2 separate regions of the Mus musculus genome follow, and region 1 is linked to region 2. A link is a loop called in an ENCODE intact Hi-C map of the cell type or tissue named here. Cell type or tissue: heart. All regions are shown on one strand. Each heading gives the region's core, and the rest is flanking DNA. Links, peaks and the distances in the headings are about the cores only.

Region 1 (16,372 bases), core at 4,522-12,521, 300 kb before region 2:
TGATGCCCTCTTCTGGAGTGTTGTGTCTGAAGGCAGCTACAATGTACTTACATATAACAAATAAATAAATCTTTAAAAAAAAAAGGAAAAAAGTAAAATAAAGCCAATTCCTGATTGTAATGATTTGGAGGAAATGTCTTCTAAAGGCCATGGGCTGAAGGCTTTGTACAATCTGTGACGTTACAGCTGTGCAGGCAGCTGGCGGGAAGTTAACTGTTACCACTGACTCATCGGCGGCATCTCCTGAAGGAGATAATGGTGACTCCAGTTCCTTCTCTCCTTTTCTTGTGCTTGCCAGCTGCCAAGAGGCAAGCCACTAGGGGGCCAGTTCTCTTGTGCTCAAGATTCATTTCTGCTTTTTGTTTATTTGTTTGTTTAAGACAGGGTTTCTCTGTGTAGCCCTGGTTATCCTGGAACTCACTCTATAGACCAGGTTGGCCTCGAACTCAGAAATCCGCCTGCCTCTGCCTCCCAAGTGCTGGGATTAAAGGTGTGTGCCACCATGCCTGTCTCTCTCTCTCTCTCTCTCTCTCTCTCTCTCTCTCTCTCTCTCTCTCTCTCTCTTTAATCTTTTATTTATTTATTTACATTCTAGATTTTATTTCCCTCCCCCCGCACCCCCCACCAAGAATCACTCTTTTAAAATGCTTTCTTGGGAGTTGGAGAGATGGCTCTGTGGTTAAGGGTACTGGCCGATCTTCCAGAGGGCCTGGCTTTCATTCCCAGCACCGACGTGGCAGCTCACAACTGTTCATCTCTCCAGCTCCAGGGGATCTGACATCCTGACCTAAACATATATGGGAGACACACAGCAATGCACACGGAAAACAACAGCAACCACAATAACAACAGCAACAAAACTCAACATGTTCTGCAGAGGTAGGCAGATCTCTGAGTTCCAGACCTGGTCTCCAGAGGGAGTTCCAGGACAGCCAGGACTACACAGAGAAACCTGTCTTGAAAACAAAGCAAAAAACAAAGATAAAATGAACGGATGTTTTCCTGAAGCAGACACAGGTGAAAGGATGTTTTGGCATAGCAAACACGTGAAAGGACCTGTGATGAAGTATAGCCGCCTGCAGCCACACTAACTGGGTTCCTGTGTGGGAGGCCAGAGCTGTATAGGAGAGAATGTCGAGAGAAGTAAAGAGATCAAGACAGATTTCTGATCAAAGTTTACTAAGAGTCTGTGCTTATAAAGCGGGGAGACCCATCCCCTGCCATGCCAGGCTTCTTGATGCTTTGTTACTAAGTTGTTAACAACAGTCTGTCAGAGCTATTAGCATTAGGTCGCCAAGTCCACAGGTTGTGGCTAGCTCAGGAATATCTCAGGGGGACAGGTTCAGCCTCTTAGCAGCAGCTGAGAGCAGTGGCAGGTGACAGAACAATAGGGCCATCTAGGCTCCACCCCAGGTGGTCTCATTCACAGTAGCAGCAAGGTCTGAGGCAGCCTACACAGGGCTGGGGATCGGCTACAATAAAGGAGTGTGAAATATGACCCCACAGACAGTGGGAGATGAGCACTGAGCATTGGTTTGTTCAACTTTGCTATTCGTTGAAAGACACCCATACGCTCCGGTTCGCCTGACAGAGCGTTGTTAACTCAACCTGTGGTAACGCTGCCATCGAGAGAAACTCACTCAAGAACTGCTCATGAGGTTCCTGCGGCAGCTCGCTGCTTCTGCAGCCTTGCTTCAGGCCAGATGGCAAGCCTGGTGGTTTCTTCAGGATTGAGCTACAGCTGCTGGTTCGTGCCTGGTGTCTGCCTGCTGCGAGGACTGCTCTGCAGATGCTGAGTTGCATTTGGTGTTTGCTACAGGACTGAACCGCTGCCAATGAAGATCAGGCTCACCCTCTAAGAACTATTGCTGAACAGGTCCACTTCCTCCACATCCTCATAGCTCTTCTCTTCCACCACCTCTGCTGGGTGCTGGGCTACAGGAGCGGTTGAACCCTTATTAAAAATAGGTTGTGCCGGGCGTGGTGGCGCACGCCTTTAATCCCAGCACTCGGGAGGCAAAGGCAGGCGGATTTCTGAGTTCGAGGCCAGCCTGGTCTACAGAGTGAGCTCCGGGACAGCCAGGGATATACAGAGAAACCCTGTCTTGAAATAAAACAAAACAAAACAAAACAAACAAACAAAAAAGTTACAAAAAATGTATGCCTTTAATCCCAGCACTTGGGAGGCAGGCGGATGTCTGAGTTCGAGGCCAGCCTGGTCTACAAAGTGAGCTCCAGGACAGCCAGAGCTACGCAGAGAAACCCTGTCTGGGGGGTGGGGTGGGGGTGGGGGTGGGGGTGGGGTGGGGTGGGGTGGGGTGGGGGTGGGGGGGTGTATGCCTCTGCCTCCCTGCAGACCGTCCTCGATTTCTCCTTACAGCTCAGGCCTTAGGTGCCACCCACTCGCCTCCTGGTGGCTGCTGCACACGTGCTCATCCCTTCTCCTCAGCACCATGTGTTCCCTGTTGGCTCATTTGTAGGTTCATTTACTGTCTGTCTCTCCCTGTTGGGCTATGAGGGCAGGGACCTCCCTGTCCTTTAGCGCTGTGGCCCTGCATGGAGAACACATGGACCCGGGCTGTGGGGGCAGGAGTCACATCCAAGCCTGTATAGCCCTGAGTCAGAGCCATGCGCCTCTGCTCCCCTCAGCAGCAGCCTTCAGTCCCCAAGGAACAACGTGGTGGCCCTGTGGCCAGGGTGTCCTCAGGCTGTGGAGGAAGCTGTCTTGCCTTGGCTGAGCAGTCCTGGGCACCGAGAGACCAGCTTGGCCACTCTTGCAGCTTTGACCTGTGTTTGAACTTGGGCTGAGGACTTATTTCCTGTTCCCAAGAGACTCTTTCCTGTTCCAAGGTCCCCTTCTCAAGTGGCCTCCCCAGGTCATGTTTCATGACTCTTGGGAGAAGGAACAAAAGGAATGGGTGACATGCGGGTAGGAGGGACCCTGGTCTGACACGGGCAGGTTTTCCCTTCTGTGGGGACTGTCACAAACAGATGGGTGGGTGGAGGAAGTGGAGCTGTGCAATTCTCACCACAGAGCATGAAGAAGAACGGGATGTACAGGCGCCTGCTTGGGCGGGGTGCAGGGGGGTGACCAGGATGGCCATTGCAAGACGTTGGCTGGTGCTGCCCCTGAGCTGAGAATGGTCATTGGCAGGGCCTGGTGGCCCAGTGCTGATATGAGGGGCAAGGCCAGGGATCTTGAGAGGCAGGGGGCTCCAGGCTGGGTTATGAAACGGCTGCTGTCACATCCCCGTTGGGCCTCAGTTTCCTTACATGGTAACAGTGTGGCTGGAAGGTGGCAGTGCCAGCACCTGTAATGGTGTGTGCCTGGAATCCCAGCCTTACAAGCTGGAGCAGGAGGATGGAGAGGTTGAGGCCAGACTGGGCTATACATCGAGACCCTGTCTCGAAAACAGTTAATAAAGCCAGGTGTGGTGGTGCATGCCGGCAGCACTTGGGCTGTTAAGAAGATCTGAACTCCAAGGTCACCCTCGGCTGTCTCAAAAAGACAAAAGAGGAGGCTGGAGAGATGGCTCAGCAGTTGAGGACACTTTCTGCTCTCCAGAGGACCTGAGTTCAGTTCCCAGCACCCACGTCAGATCTCCTTTGTGGGTATCTGAGCACACATGTTTTTACACACATACATATAAAATTTAAAACACACACACACACACATACAAAGCAATAAATGAATAAATGAGTTGTGCTGGTCAGAGGGCACAGCAGGTTAAAATATTCGAGCGTGGGCCCCATGACCTGAGTTCAGTCCTTGGAACACACAATGAATGGAAGGGGAGGCCAAACTCCTGAAAGTTACCCTCTGACTTTCACAGTTGTTCAGTGGCACACCTTTACACACACATACACACAGCCACGCCATACACATAAGTGAATAAGACTTAGAGGAAGTGTTGTACAAAGGGGTGGAGTCTCGTGGTCTCGGAGGCAGTGATTCTTAGGAACCACAGTCAGCCTTCCTGTTGTCTGCAGCTCAACCTCGGCGCCAGGCTCAGGGCTCTTAATCCTTCCCACCCTGATTTCATCATCCCGTTCTACAGCTAGCCGAGGCTCTGAGAGGTGACTTGCCAAGGTCCCACTTCCCTCTGATTAAACCCGGTCTGAGGGCTGAGGAGGTTGCCGGGCAGTTAGGGGCCCTGGCTTCCAAGCCCGACCAGCTGAGTTCAATCCACAGGACCCACACGGAAGGAGACTCCCAGATTTGTCATCCACCTCCGCAGGTGCGCCACAAGGCACAAAACGATAGGAAAGCGGCGCCGTCCGGTTTCATCGGAATCCTGCCCTCTGCTTAAGCGCATCCTAAAATCGAGGGAGGAGGTATTCCACAAACTGACCCGAGCAGCGGCAGTTCACTAACTCTGTAGGAGAAGCAGTTCTCTTAGGCAGCCACCAGGGGGCAGCAGAGGCTGGGGCTGGGCTGGAGGACTGCGTGCCACACCCTGTGGTCTCCCTGTGCTGGTTGGTGGATGGAGTCAGCCTGATGCTCAACTGTGTCGTGGGGTAGGGTAGAGGCAGCTGCCGCAGGCTGGACAGGAGCTGAGGGAAGGCACAGCTTCTGGGATCAGGAGCCCGTTCAGCACTGGTCTCTGCTCCAAGTCTGGAATAAGCTAGTCTCAGAGGCTCGTGACCCGTGGCCTAGGCTGCCCGCTGCAGCAGCTTGCCCAAGTTCTTGGCAGAACAGTTGCCAACACGGACAGTGGTTTACCAAAGTATCAGGCTGTTTACCGAAGCGCCTCCTTTAGCAGAAGCCCCAGGAATCCTTTCTATTTGTATCGTCCAGATTTCGACCACGCAGGAAACCAAATCTCAGAAAGGGGCTGGGACTAGTCTGAGCTCACACAGCAAACGACTCCCGGGAACCCAGGCCTACCTGACATATTGTCTCCCCAGGGAGCCCTTTGTGTGAATGTGTGGTGTGGTCTGTGTTCTGTATGTAGGGTGTGTGTGCTGTGTATGGGAGAGTGTGTGTGAGTGTGTGTGTTGTGTATCTGAGTGTATGTGTGTGTGTGTGTGTTTGTGTATAGTGTGTGTGTATGGTATGTGTGCATGTAATGTGTGTGGTGTGTATGCTTGTGGTATGTATGGTATGTATATATATATGGTGTATATATGTTGTGTGGGTGCATGTGTGGTGTGTGTATATGTATGGTGTATATGTTTGGTGTGTGTGGGCACGTGTGTGTGTCTATGTATAGTGTGTGGTGTGTGTCTATGTATGGGGTGTGTGTGTGTGCGCGCGCGTGTGCATCTGTGCGTGCCTGTGTGTGCTGTACAGGTAGGTGAGTGTGTGGAGACCATTAATGTCCTCCCCTACCATCCACCTCATCTCCTTGATACAGGTTCTCTTACTGAGCCTGGAGGTTGAAACCCAGCTCGACTCCCTTGCCAGAGTCCTGAGTCTTCTGTCTCTGCCCCTCATCTATGAGGGTTCATGCTCAGCCACACCCAGCCTTTTACGTGGGTCCTGGGCACCCAAACTCAGGGCCTCACGCTTGCATAGCGAGCATTCTTACCCACTGAGACATCTCCCAGCCAAAGCCTCCTCAATAGTGAGCTCACCCCAGCCTCCCCTCTTCCCTAGCTCTCAAAGCACGTGGTGCCTGCTGTTCTCACAACAGCTTCTTCGGAAGGCTGGCGGCTGTGATGGGGAGGAACCCACTAACGCTGGACTGAGGCTTCGTCGGACGGGCTGTCCAGTAGCCCTTGCTGGAGAGTCCTGTGTTGCTCCAGACGGGCCACGGTGAGAATATTATACCAGGGAAATCAGCTTCTCATGCCTGCCAGTCAACTTCTCCATGCCTGTCAATCACCAGCTTCCCCACGCCTACCAGCCAGCTTCCCGGCGTCCTCCCAGCCCTGCACCAGAGCGGGAGCCGAGCTGTTCCCACATCTGCCAGCACAGTACCCTAAGCACAGCAGCCCCACGGAGGCTGAGAGTCATGGGTGATGAATCCGGGGAAGCCCACACCCCACTCCTGGCTTCAATCCCTCTGCTGGCCCCTGAATGCTTCTGTGGGACTCTTCCCGTGCCCCCCACTGGGTGTGAGGGCCAATGTAATGTGCAGTAGGCCACAGTCCCTGATCCCATTATCTCCTCTGGGGTGTGACAAATGACTGTGACTGGTCCTGCCAGGTGCCTGAGGACTGGGGTGTTCTTGAACTCCATCTATCCTCTTGGGCCCAGCTGAGCAGTGTGAAGTCTTGGGGCGGGGTTGGGAGTGGAGGCGGGGCGACATCCCTTGAGGTCTTTGAGCCCCTAAAGTTGGTCCCCACTGCAAATATAGCTCTCAAGTCCCTAAGGAGATGGCCCAGGAGACCCCGTCATCCAGAAGCCTTCTCTACTGCCCCTTAGGGTGGGGCCAGATGGATCTCTGCGGAAGGCATGTGGGGACAGGCCCCCAAGCTGTGCAGTGTGGCTAGGGTGGGCACTTGTGCCCGGCTGGTACCATCATAGGTCAGAGGTGGTTCTTGGGTCTGCAGAGGAAGTGTCAAGGCACTTGGAGTGTGTGGGAAAGTGTGGAGAATTGAACTCGGGACTCTGTGTATGCAAAGCAGGAGAGGTGCCTACACCTCCTTCTCCCGGAACAGGATCTTCTTCATCTTCCTCCCCGGCGCTCCTCACCCCCATCACCGCTGCTGTTTTCCAGGAAAAAGCCAACGCAGTCACTGAGTCAGCAGGCACTGTTGGTATCGCCCAAGCAGCCCCACAGGACAAGCCTGCTGCGTTCAGGGCCTGCCCAGGGGCCTAGGACCTGGCCTGGCCAGGTTCCCGTTACCCGCCCTGTACTGTGGCTCCTCACTCTTCTCATCTCTGGTCCCACCCTGTGGCCCCAACATCACCTCATGCCCCACCCAGCCGCTCTCCAATCCCAGATGCCAACCCTGTTGTCTCTGTTAGGCTGAGGTGTCAAACATGGATTTGAATGCAGGACCATGTTTCCTTGCTGTGCGGTCCTGGGTAAGTCCCTCGACTTCTCTGAGGCACAGCTGCCTTGTGGGTGAGATGTTAGCCACCGTGTGTGATGCTATGGAAAGTATCTAAAGTGTCCCGTAGGGGACTGGACATGAGGAGGGCACTCAGGAAATGGCTCTTGCAGAATCGTGGCAGGTTCCTCCCCAGGCCAACCTGTTCTCCAAGGCCCTGTGAGGAAGGAGGGAAGGAAAGCATGGGCTCTCTGCTCAGTGCTGCTGGCTGTCAATCAGCTGCCTCTGAAGCTCCCTCAGCAGGTTCTGGGCTTCCAGCTGCAGCAGAGCTAGCTTGAGTCTGGGGCTTTCGCAGGAGCCGAAGTCAAGAGAATCGATCAAGCCAGGCAGTGGTGGCACACACCTTTAATCCCAACACTTGGGAGGCAGAGGCAGGAGGATTTCTGAGTTCGAGGCCAGCCTGGTCTACAGAGTGAGTTCCAGGACAGCCAGAGCTATACAGAGAAACCCTGTCTTGAAAACAAAACAAAACAAAACAAAACAAACAAACAAAAAACCCAGAAAACAAAAACAAACAAAGAACCCAAAAAACCCTGTCTTGAAAAACAGAGAGAGAGAGAGAGAGAGAGAGAGAGAGAGAGAGAGAGAGAGAGAGAGAGAGAGAGAGAGAATCGATCGAGTTCAATGTCAGCCAGGTGGCGATGGCTCACCTCTTTGATCCCAGCATTCAGGAGGCAGAGGCAGCGGCAGGTAGAGTCTGAATCTAGCCTGGTCTACAAAGTGAACTCCAGGACAGCCAGGGCTATACAGAGAAACCCTGTCTCGAAAAACCAAAAACAACAACAACAACAACAACAACACCCCCAAAAAAACCAAAACCCCAACAGTGACCAAAAAAAAAATCAATGTCATCTCATCTATAGAACTCAAGGCCAGCTTGGTCTACATACAGAGTTCAAGGCCAGCCTGGGCTACGTGAGACCCTGTTGAAGAATAACGATGATGGTGGGTGGGGTGGGAAGATAGATCTGATGACACCTGCCTGTATTTTAGCTGCTGGGCATCGCAAAACTTCAGGCCTGGACAACTTAGTGAGGCCCTGCCCCAAACTAAAAGTGAAAAGAGAGGAGAGGTGTGGAGATCAGTGGGCGCCCTGGGTTCAGCCATCTCTCCCTGCCCAGGCCTGGCTCTGGCCAAGGAGCTGGGGGCTTAGGGCCCACACCTGGGTTCCGTTCTCAGCATGTTGTCCCAACCCAGACCTTACTGTTGGAGGTTTTCGGGAATTAGAGGACAGTAAGAGTCATTAGCAGCTTGGTGGCAGGCACAGTTGGGAATGGGAGAATAGCCTGGGAAGCAGGAGCTGGCCGGAGGCCGCTGTGTACCTGGGGATTGCCCAACAGATGACTGGTGGCGAGGGAGGAGTGTGGGCGTGGTGAGCTGAGGGAGGAAGTGAATCAGTGAAGGGTGAATGAATGAATGAAGGTGAATGTGTGAGCTAGCGCTTAAATAATGACGTCAGAGTAGGCATTTATGGTTCTTACTAACACCCTGGATTGTCCCTGGCTCTTTAACCTGTGTGAACTTACTGAGCTGACACAAAAGCCCTGTGAAGCCTGAACTGTTACTGTCTTCGTTTCAGGGATGGGAGCTCAGAGAGGTTAAGTCATTGGCCCGAAGCCACACAGCTTGGAAGTGTCTCAGTGAGGTCTCCAAGTGGGACCACCAGCAATGGGCACACACACAAACACACTCACACATACTGGGGATGGGACAATGACAGTCATTTGCTCCTATCTGTCTCATCCACTCACTGGGCTGTGGGTCTGTAGAGGGTGACATTAATAAAATTTCTTCCTGCTTGGTTAGACTTGGCCCTTCAGGGCTCATCTCAGACGCTGCTTTCTCTAGGAGACCATGTCCAGACTCTGCAGAGAGCTTCTAAGCTTGGCCCCCTGATACTCTCCCCTCGGGGTTCCCCAGCCCTGTAGAGTAAGATAGATACTTCCATCTTGAGCCTTCGGGACACAGTAGGCGACTAACAAGTGCTTAATGGGCATCCCCCTTAGTACTGGGCCTCCTTCCAGCTCTCTGGTCCTCTGGCCCTTTCTCCTCCCTCACTCCAGCCAGGATGTTCTGGGGTTCGGAGGAGGAAGGGGGGTCATCCTCCACTGCCCCTCCACCTCCCAACACTATGATCTGTGGAGTGGAAACTCTCCAGACACCAACTCCAGCCTTGGGCCACAGTCGGGCAGGGTTGAAATTCACCGCTGCCCCGGAGAAGGGCTGGCCTGGCTCAGCAGCCAGGGGCAGCCTCTTCCTTCCCTGTCCCAATGTTTGTTTTCAAATTCCTGAGGCCTGTGTCAGCCCTACCAGGAGTGGAGTCCGCTGGCCCGGGCCTCTCTCCACTTCCTTCCTTTGCTTGCTTGACCAGGCTAGTCTGTAGGGTGGGGCACCTGGCCAAGCCTCTCCCTCTCACTGTCCAGCAGTTAGGGCCAGAGAGCCTTGAGTTGGAGAGCTGGGGAGATGGGAGGCTCCGCGGCATGGGAGAGGGACCCTCCAGGGACCCTTCAAGCCCACTGGAGACAGCATGGTAATGCCACTCGTTTGTTCTGTGGGAACAGTGCGAGCTTGCAGGGAGTTCATTGGCTGCTGGGCAGAATCCATTGTCTTGAAGCCTGTGTGTTCTCAGCTGGGGAAGCCCTGTTTGGAGTGGGGAGACTCTCACCACGCCACCTCAAAGCATGACCCAGTCAAGTCCTCACAGAATTTCTTTCCAGCAGGGAATCTGTAAGCAGCTGGGTCATGGGTCTCAGAACCTACCTTTCCTGTCAGATTCATTGGGGAAGCTGGATAAACAGAGTCCCGGGCCCTGTATCCCAGATGAAGGCTCTAGAGGTCTAAACCAGGCCTGGGGGCGGGTGGGGGTGGCTCTACACTTTACAGGGAGACTCTGATGTAGGATGTCCATGAAGCCCAAGAGCAACAACTGGGAGCTTGGAAAGACAAAAGCAGCCAGGTGGGCGGTAGCAGTGCATACTACCTGGCACAGAGGCAGAAGGACCTACAGAGGCCAGCTTGGTCTACACAGTGAGTTCCAGGACAGCCAAAACGAGAAAGAGACAGACACAGAGAGAGAGAGAGAGAGAGAGAGAGAGAGAGAGAGAGAGAGAGAGAGAGAGAGAGAGAGAGAGAGAACAAACACTATGCATTTGAGGATGAAATTCCTGATCCCCGTCTCAAGCTCCTGTGTGCAGGGCTAACAGGTGTGTGGTATGACATGCAGTTTCTGCACCGCTGGGCATGGAATCCGTAGCTTGTGTCTCCTAGGCAGGCACGCTACCAGCTGTGCCTCACCTCGGTGCCTTAACTTTTATTTTTGTAGGACCAGGTCTTGCTATGCAGCTCTGGCCAGCCCCGTGTGATAATTCTCCTGCTTCTGCCTCCCGAGCTGGGATGCCAGGCCTGTACCAACACACCCAGCTTTTGTGTGAGTCCATCACAGTGAGCAAGACCGAAAGCAGGCAGCTTCTCTTTGTTTGCGGTTGGAATGCTTAACGGCCGCTGGAAGTGAGTGGCCAGTGGATTGTGCAAAGCCGATACAGAGATACAGAGCACGCCCTTCCACCCTTCCACCTGGCGTTCCGGCCAGAGAGCGCTCCAGACAGCACCGTCCCAGAATGCGCTGCGCAAAACCAGGGATGTTTGTCCGGTTTGATCATTGCTGTGTGGCAGTGTCCAGTGAAGCACTGCAAATAAAATTAGAAATCTGGGGGACTTTTGGTATAGCATTGGAAATGTAAATGAGTTAAATACCTAATAAAAAATGGAAAAAAAATAAAATAAAATTAGAAATCAGCAAATAGCCCTCCCCTCCCTGTCTCTGTCCCTCCCTCCCTCCTTCCCTCCCTCCGTCTCTCTCTGTCTCTGTCTGTGTGTCTCTCTCTCTTGGTGGGGGTGGTCTTACTATGTAACCCTGGCTGGCTTGGAACTTGCATCGTAGGCCAGGCTGACCTTGAACTCACAGAGATCTTACTGCCTTTGTCTCCCAAGTTCTGGAATTGAAGGTGTGCACTACCCTGCCCTGTTCTGTATTTCTTAATTTAAAAAAAAAAAAAAAAAAAAAAAAAGCTGGGCGTAGTGGTGCACACCTTTAATCCCAGCACTCGGGCGGCAGAGGCAGGCAGATCTCTGTCTGAGTTCGAGGCCAGCCTGGTCCACAGAGTGAGTTCCAGGATAGCCAGGGCTACACAGAGAAACCCTGTCTCAAAACAAAACAAAACAAAACAAAACAAAACAAAATCTTTGTATTACAGTGTATGTGTATATGTCTGTGTGTGTGTGTGTATGACAGTGTGTGTGCCAGGAGGTCAGAGGCCAGCCTTCAGATGTCCATTCTCTCCTCCTGCCCTGTAGGTCCTACAGATCCCACTCTGTCAGGCTTGGCAGCAGGCTACATCACTCACTGAGCCAGGCACCATTCTGGTTTGTGTCTTTATTGTAATAACGTACACACTCTACAACTGACCATTTTAATCTCATGTTTTGGTTTTCAACCTTTGAGACAGGGACTTGCTATTTATCCCAGGATGGTCTTGAACTTGCCATCCTTCTGCCTCAGCCTCCTGAGAGCTAAAGTTACTGGCATGAGTTTGTGGCAGGAGCTTTGTTCCAGGGTGTGAGCTGGTGACCTTTTGAGCTCTTGCTGGACTAGTCACCCTGATGACCAGTGGCCTCAGCTGGGGCCTTGTTCCACCAGGTAGACTCAGAGAGAACTTGGAAAGCTCCCTTGCATGACGCCATTATACAGGAAGAAAGGTTGAGGCCCAGAAAACATAAGAAGGTGGGGCTGAGCCAGAACTGAGCCAGGATTCATGGCATAAATATCCAGATGTTGCTATCTTCCTACACACCACCTGACAGGAGCTACCCAGAGAATGAGTGGGGGGTGAATGAATGAGTGAGCAAATGAATGAGTGAGTGAATGAATGAATGAATGGGCAAATGAATGAGTGAGCAAATGAATGAATGAACAAATGAATGAGTGAGAGAATGAATGAATTAGCAAACGAATGAATGAATGAGCAAATGAATGAATGAACAAATGAATGAATGAACAAATGAATGAACGAATGAATGAATGAACGAATGAATAGTGAATGCAGCCAAATGAGCCCGTCTAGCTGAAGAAACATACCCCAGAGGTTAAGTGAGGTACTTGGCAAATATTTACTCAATTGATGACAGTGTCACAGGGCAGGGCTTGCCCTCGTGTCCAGGGGCTCTGAACCTGTAAGCCCTTCAATCTTTACCACAAAGGGGACAGTCAGGACTCTTCCCTGCCCTGCACAGGAAATTGTCATGATGGCGTCAAAAGAGAAGCTAATTGTTAGTGACGAGGAACGCATGGCCTTTCCCCTACGTTTTTCGGACCACAGGCTCAGATCTGTCACCTGGCCTGAGACCAGGGTTCAGGGCATCTGAGCTCAGACTTTCTAAGGCAGGGATCCCTTGGGGATACTGGTGGTGGCCTCCAGCCAGGGGCTGGTAAATGTTTAACACCAGGCTCTCAGGAAGGGGGGGGGGAATAGAAGAGGAACATGAAAGAGGAGGAAGGAAGGGAGGGAGGGAAGAGGGAGGGAGGAGGGAGCAAAGGAGACTCCAGGCTCCTGTAGCCAGCAGAGGTGTCCATATAGCTGCCTCAACTGCCCTCCCTGTCAAGTTCAGAAGCCAAGCAGAGAGCAACACCTACTGTGCTGGTGGCTGCCACTCAGGCTGCCCTGACTGCACTTCTCCTACCAATGGGCCCCAACCTTGGCTTGGGAGGGGGAAGTTCCTCTCTACACTCAGGCACCCCTCCCATCCCTCTCTAGCCCCGGCTTGACTCCAGGGCTTCTAGGGAGATCAACATTGACCCATTGACTGTAGAGTGGTGCACACTCTACAGTGTGAGCACACACACACACACACATAGACACACACACTGTGCCCCTCTCCTCCCAATGATGGCATCCAAGGTCCTGTCCTTGCACGCCCCCGGGTGCCCGAGTGCCTCAGGTCTGGGGGAGTTGAGGTCAGGCTAAGGGGGTGCCTCTGCACTTTGGGAGGCAGGCCGCATTCCTGCCTAGATGTTTCAGTTTCCTTCCAGAGATGGAGATGGGAAGGTAAAGAAATACAGCAGACAGGAAGGTGGGATTCCACGCAGAGGCAAGCCTCACTTACACAGATGGGGAAACTGAGGTCAGGGAGGGCACAGGGTGTGTCTCAAGGCACAGGGAGGGCACAGGGTGTGTCTGGAGGACCTGTGACTCAGTTCCTGAATTGTCCAGCACTTTTTCCTCTGCCTGGCACGAGAAGCAGGGGTAGAGAGGGACAAGTGCAGTATGGTTGTCCTGGGCAAAGTGGCGACCAGCCAAGGGCTTGGTACTTCTTTGGAGTCCCTTGTGCTAGGTGGGGGTCCCTCAGGAAGTGGGGGTGGAGGAGGCTCACCCTCTCAGGAAGTACCCAGGGATCTAAGAAGCACAGAAGCTAATCTGGCCACGTGTTGCAGTAAATCTCCAACCGCTTGCAAAGAGCACACAACTCAGTTACAGTATTTATAAGCTGTATGCCCTGATTGGGCAGATTTGCCACTACACTGCTCTATTCCCAGCTACGAGATCCCCTGCTATTGGTGGTGTCTCTGGGACACATGGTTCTACTCCACTTTTCTTCCACCTCCTCTTTCTCTGGCTGCCTCTCCTTCGTCCTCTCTTCTCCCTCTCTAAAATCTCCAGCCCCACCTTTCCCTTCCACTGCCCGATCACAGATGTGGCCTTTATTAGTTAAATGGGGAGAAGGGTCCTTTGAAATCACCCAAGTACGTGATCCACTCCCTGTCTAGGCAGCCCCTCTGGAGGAAGCAGCATTAACATCAAAATACAAACAGCACCTGGGCAAGGAGATGCCCTTCCTCTTCTGCCTGATTTTGCCCCACACTTCCATGCTTCCTTAGGCAGCCGCGGGCTCCCTGGTCTCCTCTGATTGCAGCATGGGACCCACCTACCACCCCAGTCACTGTGTTTGCTTAATTCTGAGGATGAACCTCAAGGCCTCCCTTCCTCTGAGATAGACAAGCGCTCCACTGTGTTTTAAAACTTTTTTTTTTTTTTTTGGTTTTTTGAGACAGGGTTTCTCTGTATAGCTCTGGCTGTCCTGGAACTCACTTTGTAGACCAGGCTGGCCTCGAACTCAGAAATCCACCTGCCTCTGCCTCCCAAGTGCAGGGATTAAAGATGTGCGCCACCACACCCGGCTGTGTGTTTTAAAACTTATTTCCCACTTCGGAACTACATCCTAGACACTCAGAGTGTAGACAAGAGACTTGGAGGAGACTCGATGTGGAAGCAGGAGCTAGGGGTCTCAGCTTCTCAGACAGACCTTCCAGCGAGGGGCAGGCTTCTCTACTAGGGCTGAGGCCTGAGCCACACCAGAGTCGCCCACGCTGGGGAAGTTGTTGCCTCCACAAAACAGGATAGTGAGAGAAGGGACAGACAAAGAAAGGGAGACCCAGAAGGTCAGTAGAGAAGGACTGTGTGTGTGTGTGTGTGTGTGTGTGTGTGTGTGTGTGTGTGTGTGTGTGTGTGTGTGTGTGTGAGAGAGAGAGAGAGAGAGAGAGAGAGAGAGAGCCAGGGATGGGGTGGGGGTCGGAAAAACCTCCATATGCGTCCACACTCGTTTGTTAAATAAGCTAGTCCTAAAGTCTCTGTCCTTGCTGGCTGGCGGTAGCCCAGGAGTGTGACCTTGGGGCTCCAGTCCCCTTGCCTAGAAATGAAGTCATGGCTGTCTGCCTTAACCTCCTCCACTTGGGGACCTTGTCCCTGGATCCTGGCTCAGAGCTGAGGGCTCCTGAAAAGACACACCACACTAACACACACACACACACACACACACACACACACACACACACACACACACACACACCCTGATGCTCTCAGATGCCCCCAGGGGTGGTCTACAGCTGAGTTGTTCATCACTCTTAGCTGGGAGAATCTGGCTCCTAGAATGCCTGGGGCTCAAGCCAGGCAAAAACTGTAGCCCAAAGCCTCGGAGAGACACGGGCTGACTCGCAGCTTTAATGTGCAGTCTGATCCGCAGGGTCTGGAGAGCCCCAGCAGGCGGGGCTTCCCTTTCTCCCTAGGGACACAGTCTTCAGTCCTGTAATATAGGGCCCTTGGTTAGAAGTGAGGACGTTATGAAGGTGTTCCCAGAGGGTGGGGGAGGGGAGCAGGTTCACTCTAAGCAGTCACGGGTTCTGCTCAAGTGTGCACACAAGGGCACACGTGCATATTCTGCATTCAGACCCAGCCTTTGCTATGGTCTGAGTTCTATACATTGAAACCTCTGAGAATCCTCAACCTGCTGGTGGTACCCACTACCCTGTCTCCTTTTGTTGCATTGTGTGTGTGTGTGTGTGTGTGTGTGTGTGTGTGTGTGTGTGTGTGTGCTTGGGCCTGCCATGTCCTCCTTTAGTGAACAATGAGACAGAGACTTCTCATTAAAACAGATCTGGCAGAAAAGATGACATTCTAAAGGGATGACCTTGTCTTTCAAGGTGACTATCAGGCCAAGGAAACAGTGCAGCCCAAATAATTAGCAACTTCATAAATTGGAATTTCCCCAGGAATCTCAAAATGGGAGAAGGGAAAGGCCCTACCCTTCTGGGAGGGAATTTGTCCCCTGATGGGAGAATCCACATAGCTTGTTGGACCACCCTACTGCTGAGGCTGAAAGCCCAGACAACAATGGGTGGGTGGGTATGGGACCGCGCCTTGACCCAGGCTGCCTAGATGTACACATCCTCAGCTCTCCATTTAACCATTAGTCTCACTTCAGAGCCGACCCAAGAGTGGGAAGTTTGTGAACTCTCTGTCCCTACTCCCAATGTGACCACACTCAAGAAATCTTTTTCTGCTTTCTATTTTTTTTTTTGTCTATTTGTTTTTGTGAGACAAGTTTTCTCTGTGTCCTGGACTCACTTTGTAGACCAGGCTGGCCTCGAACTCAGAGATATCCATTTGCCTCTGCCTCCCAAGTGCTGGGATGAAAGGTGTGTCCACCGGAGCCAGCCCGCTCTCCTTTTTAAATTGTCTTACTCAGGATGGTGGCAGGATCTGACTTGGGGTACAGTTTGTGAGCCTCAAATTTGATAATAGGATCAAGCCACGACCCAGTCTTCTGAGGATGAAATTGGAATCAGAATTCTACTTTACTCTCTGTCCGCCCCCTTCCCCCCCTCCCCGCCCCCAGCCTCACACCCAGGGGAGTAGGGAGCGTCCAGGGCATGGCTCTCTACTGCAGGGCCCAGGAGGGGCACAGCGCACCTCTCAGGCTTCCGGGAGGGGCCTCTCAGATAACAGCTGATCCTCAGGTTTTGTTCCTGCCACAAAGGCTC
Region 2 (15,591 bases), core at 4,565-12,564:
TTTAACATCAACTGGAGTGTGTGTGTGTGTGTGTGTAGTTTGTGTGTGTGTGTGTGTGTCTTTCATTCACAAATCCAGATAGCTCTTGGGTGGGTGTACAAGTGGGACTTGTCAGGCAGACAAATCGGGTTAGATAAACTTGACTGCTACACATATTATCACTGCAGGAAGAAGGCCAGAATCAGACAAGCTCCTCCTGGCTTTTCTTGGTGGCGCACACCTTTGATCCCAACTTGGGAGGACTTGAGAGTTCTCGGTCAGCCTGGTCTACAGAGCAAGTGTGTGTGTGTGTGTTTATTTATTTTATGCGTTTGAGTGTTTTGCTTACGTGCATGTCTGGGTACCACATGTGGCATGTTCAGAAGAGTGTGTCATATCCTCTGGAACTGCTGTCACAGATGGCAGTGAGCCCTCATGGTGGGTGTTAAGAATCAAACCAAGGTCCTCTGCAGGAGCAACACACGCTCTCCTAACTGGTGAACCATCTCTCCAGCCCTCTTGGCTTTCACAAAATTATATTTTACGATGAGCAGTGATGGCACACACCTTTGAACCCAGCACTCGGGAGGCAGAGACAGGCAGATCTCTGTGAGTTTGAGGCCAGCCTGGTTTATAGACTGAGTTCCAGGACAGTCAGAGCTACATAGAGAAACCCTGTCTCAAGAATTGTTTTTGTGGGCTGGAGAGATGGCTCAGCAGTTAAAAGTACTGATTGCTCTTCCTAAGACCCTGAGTTTAATTCCCACCAACCACATGGTGCCTCACAACCATCTGTAATGGGATCTGACGCCCTCTTCTGGTGTGTCTGAAGATGGCCACAGTGTACTCATATACATGAAATCAATAAATAAATAAACCCTTAATCCCAGCACTTGGGAGGCAGAGGCAGGCGGATTTCTGAGTTCAAGGCCAGCCTGGTCTACAAAGTGAGTTCCAGGACAGCCAGGGCTATACAGAGAAACCATGTCTCGAAAATCCAAAAAATAAAAATAAATAAACCTTTTTAAAAAAAAAATGGTTTTTGTGTGTGCACCCAGGTGTGTGGATGGCCCGTGGAAGTCAGATAAGAACCCCCAGGAGTAACCTACTCAGGATCCTGGAGTAGGGTGGCCCAGGAATGTAGCTGTTGTATAGGGTTATCACAAAAGCCTCCCATAAGGAGCAGAGTAACCCGGGGGAGGTAGCTGAAGGAGGCTCACCGCACCAGTGAGCTCAGTCAGTTATACATAATGAATTCCAGGTCAGCCCTACAGCCTGTCCAGGCTGGGGCAACATAAGGAGGTTGTGTCACAGCAAACCAGAGGGCTGTGCTCCAGGTGACTCATGGGTAAAAGCAGTTGCCACACAAGCCTCACACCCTGAATCCTGTCCCTGAGACCCACATAGAACTTGAAGGAGAGAGCTCACTTCCGAAAACTTGACCTCTGACCTTTATCTGCATGCCACGGCAGGCCTATTTACATACATACGCACAAATAAACTATATATGTGTATATGACATATGCGTGCGTGTGCATGTATGCATATGTATCATATAATTTGGGGGTCTGAGGGTGTGGTGGCTCAGTAGCAGATGCGTAAGAGGCCTAAATAAATAGAATAAAAAAATAGGTTTATGGGGCTGGAGAGATGGCTCAGCAGTTAAAAGCACTGACTGTTCTTCCAGAGGTCCTGAGCTCAATTCCCAGCAACTACATGGTGGCTCATGACCATCTGTAATGAGATCTGACACCCTCTTCTGGTGTGTCACTTCTTCACAACAGAGAGGGGTGACACTCTGCTGCGTGCCATAGAGCTGCCACAGAGCTGGCTCCCTCTCTTTCAAGACCAGGTCTAGATATGTAATCCTAGCTGGTCTGAAACTGGCTTCGAACTTGGAGTGATCCTCCTGCCTCAGCCTCCTGGAATGCTGTAGTTAAAGGTATGCACTATGCCTAAGAAACATCTGTTCTCCTGGAACGGGAATTACAGACAGGTGTGAGCTGCCATGTGGGTGCTGAGAATGGAACCCAGGTCCTCCAGAAGAGCAGCTGTTGCTTTTGGCTCCTGAGCCACCTCTTCAGCCCTCTCTAGCACTCTTACAGACATTGATTGATCTGGTCTGGAAGAAGACAATTAGAGTTTCCAGAAGGGCTGTGTGTGGGCCATCACCAATTTCCACATGACTCTCTGGGTTCCAGTTTGTAAGTCACCTCTCTCCAAATTCCCGAGGGTGGATGCATTCATTCCACACATACTTACTAAGGGCTGGCCTGTACAGGCTGCTCTGTGCGCGCTGACAATTGAGGGAAACAAACAAGTCACATGGGGGCGGGGGCAGCTAAGGTTCACGTCCTGTGACCACAGACTGACCTCTGGCCCAGCACCTTCTGTTCCTCACTGCACCAACCCCACTCCCTTGCTTTTGGTTGTTTCCGCATTCTTTAGCTATCCCAGCAGAGGTAATCTGCCCTCTGCCTACCTTCCCACCTACCCTCAGGGAAGCTCACATGTCTGTCTGTCTTCACACAAAGTGAAGTGATAAAGAGAAGCTGGGTGTGGTGGCGCATGCCTTTAATCCTAGCACTCGGGAGGCAGAGGCAGGCGGATTTCTGAGTTCTAGGCCAGCCTGGTCTACAAAGTGAGTACACAGAGAAACCCTGTCTTGAAAAAGAAAACAAACAAACAAACAAAGATAAAGGGAGCGGGGGATATGTTCTATGGAGGTGCAATCAGGTATAGGGGAAGGGGGGGTGCCTCAGTGGGCCAATGCTGAGCCATCCCTTCCCCCTTAGGGACCAGCCACACATGAAGGTAGAGTATAGAATAGAGTTCATTCAGGGCCTGGGGAGGGGAGTTATAGGCAGAGAGAGAGAGAGAGAGAGAGAGAGAGAGAGAGAGAGAGAGAGAGAGAGAGAAGAAGAAGGAGGAGGAGGAGGAGGAAGAGGAGAAGATGAAGGAGATGGAGAAGGAGAGGAAGAGAATAGAGACTGGCCATGAGCACCTGGAGAGAGAAGGGGAAAGAGAATGGGGAGGGGGGAAGAGAATAGCAAGGGAGGGGTGAACAGCCCCTTTTTTAGTGGGTCAGCACACCTGGCTGTTGCCAGATAACTGTGGGGCTTAGGCAGAATGCTAACACAAAGCCTGATGGGCCAGCCTTTTGTGGATATCATGCCTTTTGCACTCCAGGTTACTCCCTGTATAACATGGGGACATACCACCCTCCCCTAGGGCTGCCTGCCTTGTTAGTGCCTGGTACCTGCTAGGTCTTTCGTCAGTGGTTGCCACTTGGGCCTCTGGGGCTGCTCCCCAGGATCCTGGGTCCAGGAGTTCCCCAGTCATTTGCCCTGCCCTTCAGCCACTTTTTGTTCTAGTGGTGGATGCCGTTTCTGGCATCAGAGTGCCAGCACAGTGGTGGCACGTTGTTCTCTGCCATTTCTGATCATCCACCCTTGAGAGAGTGGAAGGACACTGTCGGAGGACGAAAGCCGACAGAGCTCAGGCCCAGGAGAAGGAAGCTCACAGCTTCCTGTGGCCTCTCCTAGGTGTTAGGTCAATCCTGACTCAAACGACAGAGGAGCCAAAGTGGAAACTTACCAGCCTCAGACGGAGGGTGTGGGGGGACTGGGCATGATGTGCAGACGTGGCCTCCTAGTCGGTGCCCAAAGGGCAGATGGAGGACAGGAGGACAGCTGATGCCCCACCCAGGCAAGCTACTCCCTCCCACCTCCCCAGGAGTCCAGGTGGTGTCTGCCTCAGGGCTGGGGTCAAAGTGCACAAGGAGGGAGGAGGGTGACCCTTGGACCCAGTGACCACTTCCTCTGGGGCAAATGGCTCTCACCCTTGGAGGCCACTGTCCTGCTTTTTTTTTTTTTTTTGGTTTTTCAAGACAGGGTTTCTCTTTATAGCTCTGGTTGTCCTGGAGCTCACTTTGTAGACCAGGCTGGCCTCGAACTCAGAAATCCGCCTGCCTCTGCCTCCTGAGTGCTGGTGTCCTGCTTTTTTTTTTTTTTTTTTTTTTGATATAAAAGCATGAGGTAGTTTAATGACGGAGCTCCGGGCCGACACTTATCTCCCGCAGGAGACAGAGGTGTCAACCACATGGCAGAGCCATAATGGCAGAGCTCCGGGTCGAACCGTATCTCATGCAGGAGACAGTGGATTCGACCTGGTGTCCTGCTTTTTAAGACAGTGGCTGCCTGTCTAGTCCTAAGTCTGACTCCAGTTCATCTGCACAGCCCCATTCATTCCTCAGCCTTCCCGCCTCCACAGGCTGATGTTGTCTGTAAGTGGGGGTTGGAAGGTAACAGCATGTGGGAGGGGTAAGGAGAACCTCGGAGTGGAAGCCTGGAAGCCACGCCTAGGTGCGGCTGCTGGCCAGCCGGGAAGGGAGACTTCTCACCTCTAGAGTCTTTTCCTTTTCCTTCAAGGAAGGGACTCCCTATGTAGCTCAGGCTAGACTGAAACACACTATGTAGAGCATGTCGGCCTCAGGTAATAATCCTCTTGCTTCTGAGTCCCAAGGGCCGGGCTATAGGCGTATGCTACCATGCCTGGCTTTCATCTCTAAAATTCTACCAGGCTCATGCCACTCCATCTTGCCACCACTTGCCACCTTTGGGATTTGTTGGGATTGTCTGTCTTGTCACCACCCACTCCCCTGGACCTGTGTCCTGAACACCCTCTGCAAGGTAGACTCTTTGCCCTGCTGTTTCTCTCAAATTCCATGCATGGCTCTTTCTCCTGCCTCCGTTTTCAGGGTATCAGTGGAACAGACCCTAGTCCACGCTTCCACTTGCTTCTACCTACCCAGCACTGCCCTGCCTATAGCAGGAGTCAGCCCAGGATGGGAAAGCTGGACACAGTAGCACAGACCTGCAATCCCAGCACCCAGGAGGATCAGGGGTTCAATGTCACCCGGGTCTCCACAGCTGGAGTTGGAGGCCAGCCTGGGCTACATGAGACCCTTTCACAACAAAATCGATGAGCAGCAGACACGGGAGGACCCACTGGTGTGAGGCCACAGTGGATGAATTGTCTAGTGGTGTCACCTGGAGCCCTGGCCTCCTTGTGCAAAGGACAGGTTTGGATGTCCCCTTCGGGAGGCCAAGATTCAGTGCCCCCCAAATGTGGCTTGTGCCCCCCCAAATGGGGCCTGTTCCTGTGGGTAGGACTTCACGTATCCTGACTAAGAACTTGCCAGACCCTGAGTCTTAACCCTGGTGAAACAGGGCTGCCTTTCTCCTGACCTTCCAGCCTCACCCAAAACAGGAATGTAGAGACTGTCAGTTATTCCCCACCCTCCACTCAAAACTCACAGGTTTTCTCAGAACAAGAGGAGCAGCCAACCAGAACTCACCTTGTCCCTCCTACTGTCCCTTCCTCAGTTCCTTCCCCCTTCTCTGTCAGCTCAACGCTCTTTCCCAGGCTGCCCCGAGGCAGCTGCTTCCTAACTGTTACCCTACTTCCTTTAGGGGGTCCCCCTGATGAAGCCTTCCAAAAAAATCACCTGGTAAAGGAAGTATTAAGTGAAAATTTTCCAGGCTAGCTCATTGGTAGACCCCAGACTCTCAGAAGACACAGGTTCCGGCCCCATATAAGGAAGGAAAAGCTGGGTGGGAGTTGTCCTCGGCTCCAAGAGCAGCCACACGGCACAGTTTAGAACAGCTATGGAGAAATCTGTGTGCTAACAGATATCAGTTTCTCCACAAGGGGAAGGTGTTGGGAAACCTACCGAGACAGGACAGGATTTTTACCCACCTGCCTTTTACAGAGCTATAAAACAGCTTCCAGACAAGGGGAAAAGCTGGGATCCAGCCACCAGCAAGAAGAATGTGCTGTGTGGACAGCTCATAGCTTTTGACCAAGGCCCAGGCATTTTCCACACAAGGCAGGTCATGAAAGGGTTCAGTCCACAGTCCAGCCTCTGAGAAGTGTGATTCACACACACCGGATGCCAGGCCTTTTCTTGGGGAGCAGAGGACATTGCAAAACACTCTAAAGTTCAAGGGCTGGGCTAAGCTCTTTCAAGGACCGAACACATCAAATGCTTCCCTTCTCAGGGCTGAGAATATGGTTTTGTAATGTCCAGCTGCTGCAGCAACACACACATGTGTGTGCGTGCACGCTCACAGACACAGACACACACACAGGCATGTGCACAGGCACACACACGCACACACACACATACGGTTAGTGAGATGGATCAGAGGTGAAGGCAGTTGGCACCAAGTCTTAAGATTGCCAGAATTCATTGGCGGAAGGAGAGAACTGCAGGTTGTACACACACACACACACACACACACACATGTAGGAACAATTGAGCTGTGGCATGCAGTTACTCCTCCACAGAAATAAATAAATGCAAAGAAAAAGGCTTTGTGGGGCTGGAGAGATGGCTCACTGGTTAAGAACACTGACTCTTCTTCCAGAGGACCCAGGTTCGATTCCCAGCACCCACTTGGTAGCTCACAATGTCCTGTAACTCTAGTGCCAGGTGCCCTGGTATCCTCTTCTGGTTTCTCAAAGCACAAGGTGCACAGATATGCTTGCAGGCATACCTATAAAATAAAAACAAATTAAAAATATATAAACAAATGACCTTCAGGTTTTTGTCCATTTATTTATTTGTTTGTTTAGGTGTTGAGAAACATTGGTCTCATGCATTCCAGGCTGACCTCGAGATTTCTACAATGAGAGTGAAGTTCTGGTCCTCCCGCCTCCTCTCCCTAGTGCTAGACCACACTCAGGCACTTCCACTCCTGATTTATGCAGTGCTGGGGAATCGAACTCTGAACTCTGGCTGTCAGGCGTTGTGGCAAGAGCTTTTGCCCACTGAGCCATCTTGCAGGCCCTTCTTGTTTGTTTTTTGAGACAGGGTTTCACAATGCACCCGCGGTTATCCTGGAATCTACTCTGTAGACCAGGTTGGTCCCGAATTCACAGAGGTCTGCCTGCCTCTGCCTCCCCTGAGATTAAAGGTGTAGGCCACCACCGCCCCAGCTTGTCTGTTTTTGAGACATGGTCTCTCTGCGTATTACAGGGTGGCCTTGTACTCTAAGCAATCCTCCGTCCTCTGCGCCCCCGACCCCCCATTTCTGGAATTACAGGTGTGTGCCACACACCCTATACCTCTTTATATCCGTTCCAGACGGGGTCTCAAAGTACCTCAGGCCAACCTGGTACTTACTATGTCCTCAAAGATAACTTTAAACTTTGGCTCCTCCTGCCTCCACTTCCTTCCGGTACTTCTGGCATGCACAGGCCTGCTCAGCCATCACCTGGTCCCCTCTGAAGGTCTTTCTGGTTGAATAGGCAGCAACAGGCTCTACATGCTAGTGAGGTCATACTCCAAGCACCTGGGTGTGGCCTCAGGCGAGAGGGACCCTGGCACAGGGCCATGGGCAAGTTCAGCGCTCCCCAGCAACTCCTGATGGTCCTTTGTTCAGAGTCCAAGTTCCCAGGTCTCATTCTTGAATTTCCGGGCATCCCCTCCAAACAGGTGACAGTTTGGGCCAGCGACTGGCTTAATCTCCGGCCGCAGGTCTCCTTTCGAGAGGCCGCATTCCTGAGACAGGTGGAAAAGTTTCATGACCACGTCACTCTTTTGGGATGTTTTCTCTCTCCGAAATATGAGCATTGAGAACCCTACGCGTTGAGAAGCTGGTGAGAAGCCAGAGAACCTTGGCTCCGGGTATCAACTCGCTGGCTCATGCTGCCCCCTAGCGGCTGAACGCCACATCTGCCTTGACGCAGCCCAGAACCTGCAACTTGCAAACTACTGCCTAGTTTCCCAGGACCCCTAAGCGGGGTAATGCATGTCCCCTCACAGGAGTCCCAATGCACGTCACCACTTTATCAGCTTCCCTTTAATTAATTCATATATGTATATATTTATATAATTTGGTGCTGGGGACAGAAGCCAGTCAAGTACATACATGCTAAGTGTATTCAAATCACTGCGACACCCCCCACCCCCAGTTACCCATATATTTAAAACGAAGCCTCATGAGGCTCTGGGTTCGATTCCTAGAATTCCAGAATATAGGAGTTGGAGACAAGGGATATGAAGTCAAGGCAATCCAGGACGATATAGTTAGTTCAAGGTCAGCCTGGGATACTCAGGACACTATCTCACTGAAACAAAACCCCCAAATAAAAACAACCAACTCCCCCCACCCCAGACAAAAACAAGACACAAGGAAAGAACATATGTTTATTTTTTTCTGTGTGCAACTTAGAAGTTACAAAGCACAAAAATGATTTTTTTTCTACTTTACATTTTATCTCTATTAGATGTGTGTGCACAAACGTGTATCTTGGTATGCAGGTGTAAACCAGAGGACAACTTATAGAATTGGCTCTCTCCTTCACTGTGGGTCCCAGAGACAGGACTCCGGCCATCAGACTTGGAAGCCAGCACCTCTACCAGCTGAATCATCTTGCCTGCCTTAAAGTGAATTTCCTTAAGAGGGAGAATGTTCTAGGTGTGGCTTCACAGAGACAGTGGTTACGGGCAGCCTAGCAGCAAAGCTGAAGTGGAGGCTGGGTGGCACACATGGGAGACCAAAGAGATGTGACTTCTTTCCCTAGCCTCTTTGGTGTGTGTGTGTGTGTGTGTGTGTGCGCGCGTGCGCGCACTTGTAGAGGCCAGAGCCCCAGTAAAGTCTGGAGGAAGGAGGCTCAGCCTCGAACTTGTTCCTTAGCAAATCAAAGGCTCTTAATCCAGGTCTGGGAGCCCCTCACAGGAGCTCACAGGGTGTGGAAGCAAGCAGAGGCACGTGACCATCCTCCCTCCCATCCTGAGCCCAGCTCAGCACGGATTCTACAGGAAGGAAGGCTGGGTCGCCGCTACCTCACGTTCTATGCACTTATGATTTATTATTATTTTCTGAGACAAATCTCTGAATGTGGCCAAAACTGATTGGGAATTCTATGAAGTCTAAGCAGGTCGCAAGCTTCTGGCAATTTCCCCCAGCACTGGGATCACAGATTTGCACCACCAAACCCCAGTAGTTTGTGCATTTTAAGATTGTAGCTGTGGCTGCCTTCAAATGCAGAGATCCATGTGTCTCTGCCTCCCAAGTACTGAGATTAAAGGTGTTTGCCATTAGACATGGCTAAATTGTTTTTTTTTTTTTAATGTATGTGTGTGTGCCTGAGTGTAAGCGTGTACACCACATGCATTAAGGTTCCAAGGAGGCCAGCAGAGGGCGCCAGCTCTCCGGAAACTGGAGTTGCAGGACAGGTAGTTATGAGCCTCCATGAGGGATGCTGGGAAATGAACTCTGGTCCTCCGCAAGAGGAGCAAGAGCTCGCTCTTCATCACCGAGCCATCTTCGCAGCCCCTGAACCAAGGGAAGATGTTTACTGATTTTACCCCACCAAAAAAAGAAAAAGAGAAAAATTCAAAGATTTCTCTCCCCCAAATCCAAAGAATATTGTTTTGAATCTTTTAGTAGATCAGACTAGATTGAACATAGAAATCCACCTGCCTCTGCCTCCCAAGTGCTGGGATTAAAGGTGTGTGCTATCATGTCTACTACACACTTATATTCTCAAAAAATACTTTTTGGAGTGGCTGAGAAGGCGCACTTCAAACAACTTAGCTCTACAATCTAAGCTGAGGTCTCAGCGCCTTCTGCTAGGCAGCTAAGCATCATGGTCAGAGACACAGGTATCATCCTGAGACCTGTCCCCATAAACATGTCAGGGCAGCACTAGAGATGGACCAGGGTTGCAGTCTGGTGGTGAGAGGCCTCCTGGTCAATGAAGGGAGAGGAGTAGAAAGTCTGGGGGTGGGGGGTGCTGTGTACTAGGAGGCCAAAGCCCAGTGTCTCAAGCCTGTCTGTGCATTTAGACACTATGGGCTGAGCAGTGTGCTGGTGCCCAGTGAGGTTCAAAAAGAAAGTACTCAAGAAAAGTCAGGAGGGGAAACCAAGTCAGGGAAGGGCCAGCTATCGGGACTCTTCAGCAGCAACCAGCAGCACTCCGCTTCAGGTGACAGGGCTTGCAGAAGAGGTGGTCATTCAGTGGGTAGCAGCCTTGGTCGGTAGGTTCCACAGACAGGAGCACGCTGCAGTCCTGGGGATACAGAAGCAAGTGTGGGTGTCTCCAAGCCTGGATCCCGCCAGCACGGAGCTTCCCCAGGGGACCTCAGCTCCCCCCACCTTCTTCATTTAAAGATAGGATCTTTTTGTTTTGTTTTGTTTTGTTTTTCGAGACAGGGTTTCTCTGTGTAGCCCTGGCTGTCCTGGAACTCACTCTGTAGACCAGGCTGGCCTCGAACTCAGAAATCTGCCTGCCTCTGCCTCCCGAGTGCTGGGACTAAAGGCGTGTGCCACCACTGCCCAGCCTTAAAGATAAAAAGCTGGCTTCAAACTAAGTAGCCAAGGATGACTGAACTCCTGATCCTACCACCGCCTCGGTTTTGTTTTGAGAAAGACTCCCTCTACACATCCCAGGGTGCTCTGGAAAACTAAGTCTATCCCGGGCTGGCCTGAACTCCCGATTTTCCCACCTCAGCCTCCCAATATTAGGATGTCAAGTATTTGTCACCATGCCACCTTCAGGTTTTTCCAACTTAAATGGAGACTATAAGCTATCTCCCAAGACTGCTGTGATTTCCTAAGGTGATGCGTATGACAGTCTTATAATTAAAAAGCACTTTCCACCTCTAAGAATACTGTCATCTTTCCAACAACTGTAAGAAAAGACACGGACTGCGGACCAGAGTCAGGTGGTCATGAACAATAAATAGGTGGAGACCCTCTTCCCCCCTGGGAAAACTGGAACCCAGTTCTGTTCTGGGCTGCTATAGTTTGAGATTTACATCTGTGGGGTTGTTTGTTTGTTTTTAAGGGTCAGTTTAAGACAGGGTTTAAATGCAGTCCCAACTGAAATGTAATTTCCTGGAGTCCAAATCCTGACTTGCCAGGCAGCCTCAGCCAAAGTCACTGTGGACAGGAAATAGGGGTTATGTGCTTAGCCAAGCTTTTATGAAGGCTTGGTACTTTCGGACTCTATGGGGCTCTGGAAGAGCTAACAGCACTCAATCTTCCTCATTGGCCTCTCCTGATACATTATCAGCTGCATGGACCTTGAACTCTAACTGACAAAGTCAGAGACCCTAGGAAGTAATCAGTGTCTCTCCCAAGGTCCTCATGGCCCTGCGTTATCTTTTAAAACAAATACAAGAGAATAAATGTTTAGAATTACTCATTGCTGATTAAGGGGCCCTGCCCTGGGACTCTCCACACAAGTGAAAAACTACCACTTGTGTCTTTATCACCAGAGCACAGAAAGCTTGGAGCTACGGGGCTGGCAGTGTCAGGGAGGGAGTTAGGCAATTCTTGAAGCCCCACTGCTGGATCAGTCCCAAGATCAAAATGGCCGGGTGCTGGTGGCACATGCCTTTAGTCCCAGAACTTAGGAGGCAGAGGCAGGCGGATCTCTGAGTTCGAGGCCAGCCTGGTCTACAGAGTGAATTCCAGGACAGCCAGGGCTACACAGAGAAACCCTGTCTCGAAAAAGCCAGAAAAAAAAAGGGGGGGGAAGAAAGAAAGAAAAACTAAGTTGTAGTTACCCAGTTCTGATCACAGGCCCTTGTGTGAGCACTGTCCAATTGTCCAGCATTTCCTCTACCCTTCCTTCCTTTCTTCCTTCCTTCCCTTCCCTTCCTTCCTTCCTTTCTTTCTTTCTTTCTTTCTTTCTTTCTTTCTTTCTTTCTTTCATGTATGTGAGTATGCTGTCGCTGTCTTCAGACACACCAGAAGAGGGCATCGGATCCCTATTACAGATGGTTGTGAGCCAACATGTGGTTGCTGAGATCTGAACTCAGGACCTCTGTTAGAGCAGTCAGTGTTTTTAACTGCTTAGCCATTTCTCCAGCTGCCTTCTGTACCAGTTCTAAGCAGCCTCCCAGCCCAGCGCAGCCCAGCTGGTTCCTTCCCTCAGCCTGAAGTGCTTACCCCTTCCTGGTCCCATCAGCTCTCACCCCTTAAGCCTTCTGCACTCTAGACACACCTAGAATCTTCCATGTTTTGAGTCTTCAACTTGACACAGCTCAGAGTTATCTATAGGAGTCTCAATTGAGGGACTGCTCAGATCAGATCTGCCCGTGGCAGGTCTGTGGGGATGGGGACGGTCTCTTGATTGCTAATTTATGTAGGAGACCCCGGCTCACTGCAGGAAGTGCAATTCTGAGGCAGGGGACCCTGGGCTGTATAAGAAATCTTCCTGAAAGGATGCCAGAGCAAGAGAGTTTGGGCCAGTAGGCAGCATTCTCCCATGGTTTCTGACCCTGGTTCCTGCTTTGATTTCCCTTAATGGCGGATCTTTTCCTCAACCAACCTGCTATTAATTATGGTACGTATCATGGCAACAAACCCATGCCAGGCCAACCAGGAGCCTTCTTGGCGGTGGGGGTAGAACCCCACAGTGGAGTCTACTTTGGGGGCTTCTAAGGATGCAAACCTGAGCCAGCTATGCCCATGTGCTGTGCCGACACTCAGAAAACAAAGTAAAGGCAGGAACAGGAGGTAGAGTGATAGCCCAGGGATATCACTTGCTAACGATGCTGTCACCACCCACCATTCTGGAACATATTCTCTTTCCATAGTAAGCAATGTGAGCACACAATTAACTGTGATATATAGCCATGTGTGGTTGGTTTGTTTTTGTTTTCGTTTTCTCTGAGAGTGGGTTGATTTCTCTGTGTAGCCTTGGCTGTCTTGGGGCTCGCCTCAAAATCAGAGTTCCAACTTCCTCTGCTTCCTGTACTGGGATTAGAGGCGTGCGCCATCATGGTCCAGTTTGCCACCTATGGTATTTTTTTGTTTTTTGTTTTTTTGTTTGTTTGTTTTTTGGTTTTTCAAGACAGGGTTTCTCTGTGCAGCCCTGGCTGTCCTGGAACTCACTCTGTAGACCAGGCTGGCCTCGAACTCAGAAATCCGCCTGCCTCTGCCTCCCAAATGCTGGGATTAAAGGCGTGCGCCACCACGCCCGGCTCGCCACCTATGTTTTTATCTCCATCTTTCTCAGCCTCTGCTGAGGGCAGTGAGCAGGAGAGATTCTGGCACAGGGCTGCCCATGGCCACAGCCCTTCACCTCAGCTCCACTCACCTCACAGCGGTAACAGTTCTCGTGGAAATTCCTTCCCATGCACTCGATTTTGAAGGCGTCCTTCCCGTCTCGGGGGATGATGGGATTCTCGCAGATGCTGCACACGGGGGCAAATTTCCTAGATGGACAGGGAGCACAAGCCAGGAAAGTCAACTACTCACACTGACCAAGGAATCAGCTGGTCAAAGGTGTGAAGCTGCAGTTCACCCCGCGCCCCGCCCCCGAGGTTGCTAGGTGACCGCATCTGCGCAGCTAATGATGTCTACTCTTCCCGACAGGGGTGGGAGGATGGGGTCAGTGGCATGAATCCAGCTACCCATTGTGCAATTAGCCAGAGGCCAGTTTTCCCCGGGAAGCGTCAGATGTGAGATGAGTTTTCCAGGCCACCCATTATCTTGTACTTTGCTTAATTAAAAAAAAAAAAAAAAACTTTTAGCGTATTTATTTAGTTGTATTTGGAGATCCAAGGACAACATGCAGGAGTCAGTTCTTTGCTTCTACCTTGTGGGTCCCAGGAATTGAACTCAGGTCATCAGGCTTGGTGGCAAGCGTCTTTATCCACTGAGCCATCTTGGCAGTCCTGTCTGTGTATTATTTGTTTACTTATTCTTGAGGCAGACTCTCACTGTGTAGCAATGGCTGGCCTGGATTCACAGAGATCGACCTGCCTCTGCCTTCTGGAGTGCAGCTGTTCGCTTATCTTTCAAGACAGGACTTTACAGTCCATGCTGATCACACGTGAGGCATGAACCACCACACCCCATCTCTTTATTTTCAAACAGGGCAAAGCAAGAGTAGTCATGTATATATATATATATATATATATATATATATATATATATATATATATATATACACACACACACACACACACACACATATCATAAGTATATATATAAATTTCCCCACTCCTTCCTCCCTCCCTCTACTTCCCATCCCTCTATTTCCCAAGGAAAGAGACATGGCCTAGGGTCTGAAAGCAAGGTCCCAAATCAAGTCCTATAAGTTTTCCTATAAATGTCATTTTAAAAAATTAAAATGCCACTGCCCAGCAGGGCAGTGGTGTCGCACGCCTTCAATCCAAGCACTTGGGAGGCAGAGGCAGGTGGATTTCTGAGTTTGAGGCCAGCCTGGTCTACAAAGTGAGTTCCAGGACAGCCAGGGTGATACAGAGAAACCCTGTCTCGAAAAACCAAAAATAAATAAATAAATAAATAAAATTAATATGTTTTTAAATTCACGTACACTGGTGTTTTGCCTGCATGTATGTCTGTGTGAGGGTGTCAGATCCTCTGGAACTGGAGCTACAGACAGTTGTGAGCTGCCATGCGGGTGCCTAGAATGGAACTCAGGACCTCTGGAAGAGCAGCCATTGCTCCTAATCCCTGAGCCATCTCTCCAGGCCCTGTAATTTTTCTTGAGACAGGGTCTCATATAGCCTCGGCTGGCCTTGAACTTGATAGGGTAGCCAAGGATGACCTTAAGCGTCTGACCCTCTGGAATGCTGGGATTACGGTGGCAATCCCAGCACAGCCTGGTTATGTGGTGCTGGGGAAGGAAACCCAGCGCATGCTAGGCAGGCACTCTACCAACTGAGCCACTACCCAGCTCCCAAATCAAGTCTTCAAATGGAAGCTTCGTTCCGCCTTGGGAACTGTGTGCCGCAGTTTCTACTTCTGCTAAAACATACTCTTCCGCTGTCCTCCCTAGCCATAAAAATTCTGAAGATTAGACGCGTGCTGCGGCAGCCTTCAGGAGACTCTGAGAGGCAGTCAGATCTCTGTGAGTTCGAGACCAGCCTGGTCTACAGCATGAGTTCCAGGTCAGCCAGGGCTGTTACACAAAGAAAGGAAGAAAGCTTCATCTGAGAATTTTGTGGAGCACCTCAGATGAGGAGTCTGTCGGAGCTCAGGGACTCAACGCCTCAAGCAGACACCCTGTGAATTAGGTGGGGAAGCTAACAGGCTTCAGTCAGCATGGGAGAAAGTACTGGCCTGGCCCTGCCACCCCTCCAGCCAGCCAGAGCCCCGCCCTGCCCTCCCCATTCCCGAAGCCCCAGTCTCCTTCCTACCTGTAGAAATCAGCCACACAGTACACCTGGTTCTGGCTGTCCAGCGCAAAGCTCTCGTCGCTGATGCAGCGGGCACAGGTCACGCAGGTGAAGCAGGGTGGGTGGAAGGCCTTGCCCAGGGCCCGGATCACGTGCTCTTGGACCACCTCTCCGCACTTGCCACACTTCTCCAGAGTATCCTGGGGCAGAAAGCCTCTGCTTTGGCCAACCCACAAACATGCCTCAACCAGGGGGTGTCGCCAGCCCCCTCTGTCTTTATCTTTCTATCTTTCTTTTCTCCCTCCCTCCCTTCTTTCTTCAGAACTAGGGACTGAAATCAAAGCCTTTTGTGTGCCAAGTAAGCACCCTGCCACTGAAGTACCTGCTTAGCCCGAGGACTGTCTTAGCAATTTTCACACATACACACAGATGCACACACT

The links. A loop is a pair of places that touch in the nucleus more often than their neighbours do. Peaks named below come from ENCODE experiments on the same cell type or tissue, not always from the same donor. Only the 100,000 strongest peaks of a DNase experiment are listed, where the experiment ranks them.
Region 1: a loop joins it to region 2, with 2.0 times the contacts of the local background. A loop is called at or near these places in 9 of 42 quality-filtered maps.

Annotation. Positions count from the first base shown.
Region 1 is chr4:141,269,013-141,285,384 of GRCm38, forward strand. Gm13056 (predicted gene 13056) reads left to right here and starts at 9,427. Exons shown (of 2, transcript NR_151527.1): 1 at 9,427-9,532; 2 at 10,325-10,782. In heart, for the core only: CTCF peaks have their summits at 9,246 and 10,535; DNase peaks (open chromatin) are centred at 5,631, 9,349, 10,498 and 12,509; H3K4me3 peaks cover 1,894 bases; H3K27ac peaks cover 5,129 bases.
Region 2 is chr4:141,567,882-141,583,472 of GRCm38, forward strand. Fblim1 (filamin binding LIM protein 1) reads right to left here. Exons shown (of 9, transcript NM_001163256.1): 7 at 15,173-15,351; 8 at 13,102-13,219; 9 at 8,181-10,062. The coding sequence ends at 9,949. Among named protein-coding and RNA genes, the nearest start is that of Fblim1, 24 kb to the right of the region's middle. In heart, for the core only: CTCF peaks have their summits at 7,725 (motif pointing left) and 9,184 (motif pointing right); DNase peaks (open chromatin) are centred at 5,112, 6,000 and 7,490; H3K27ac peaks cover 538 bases.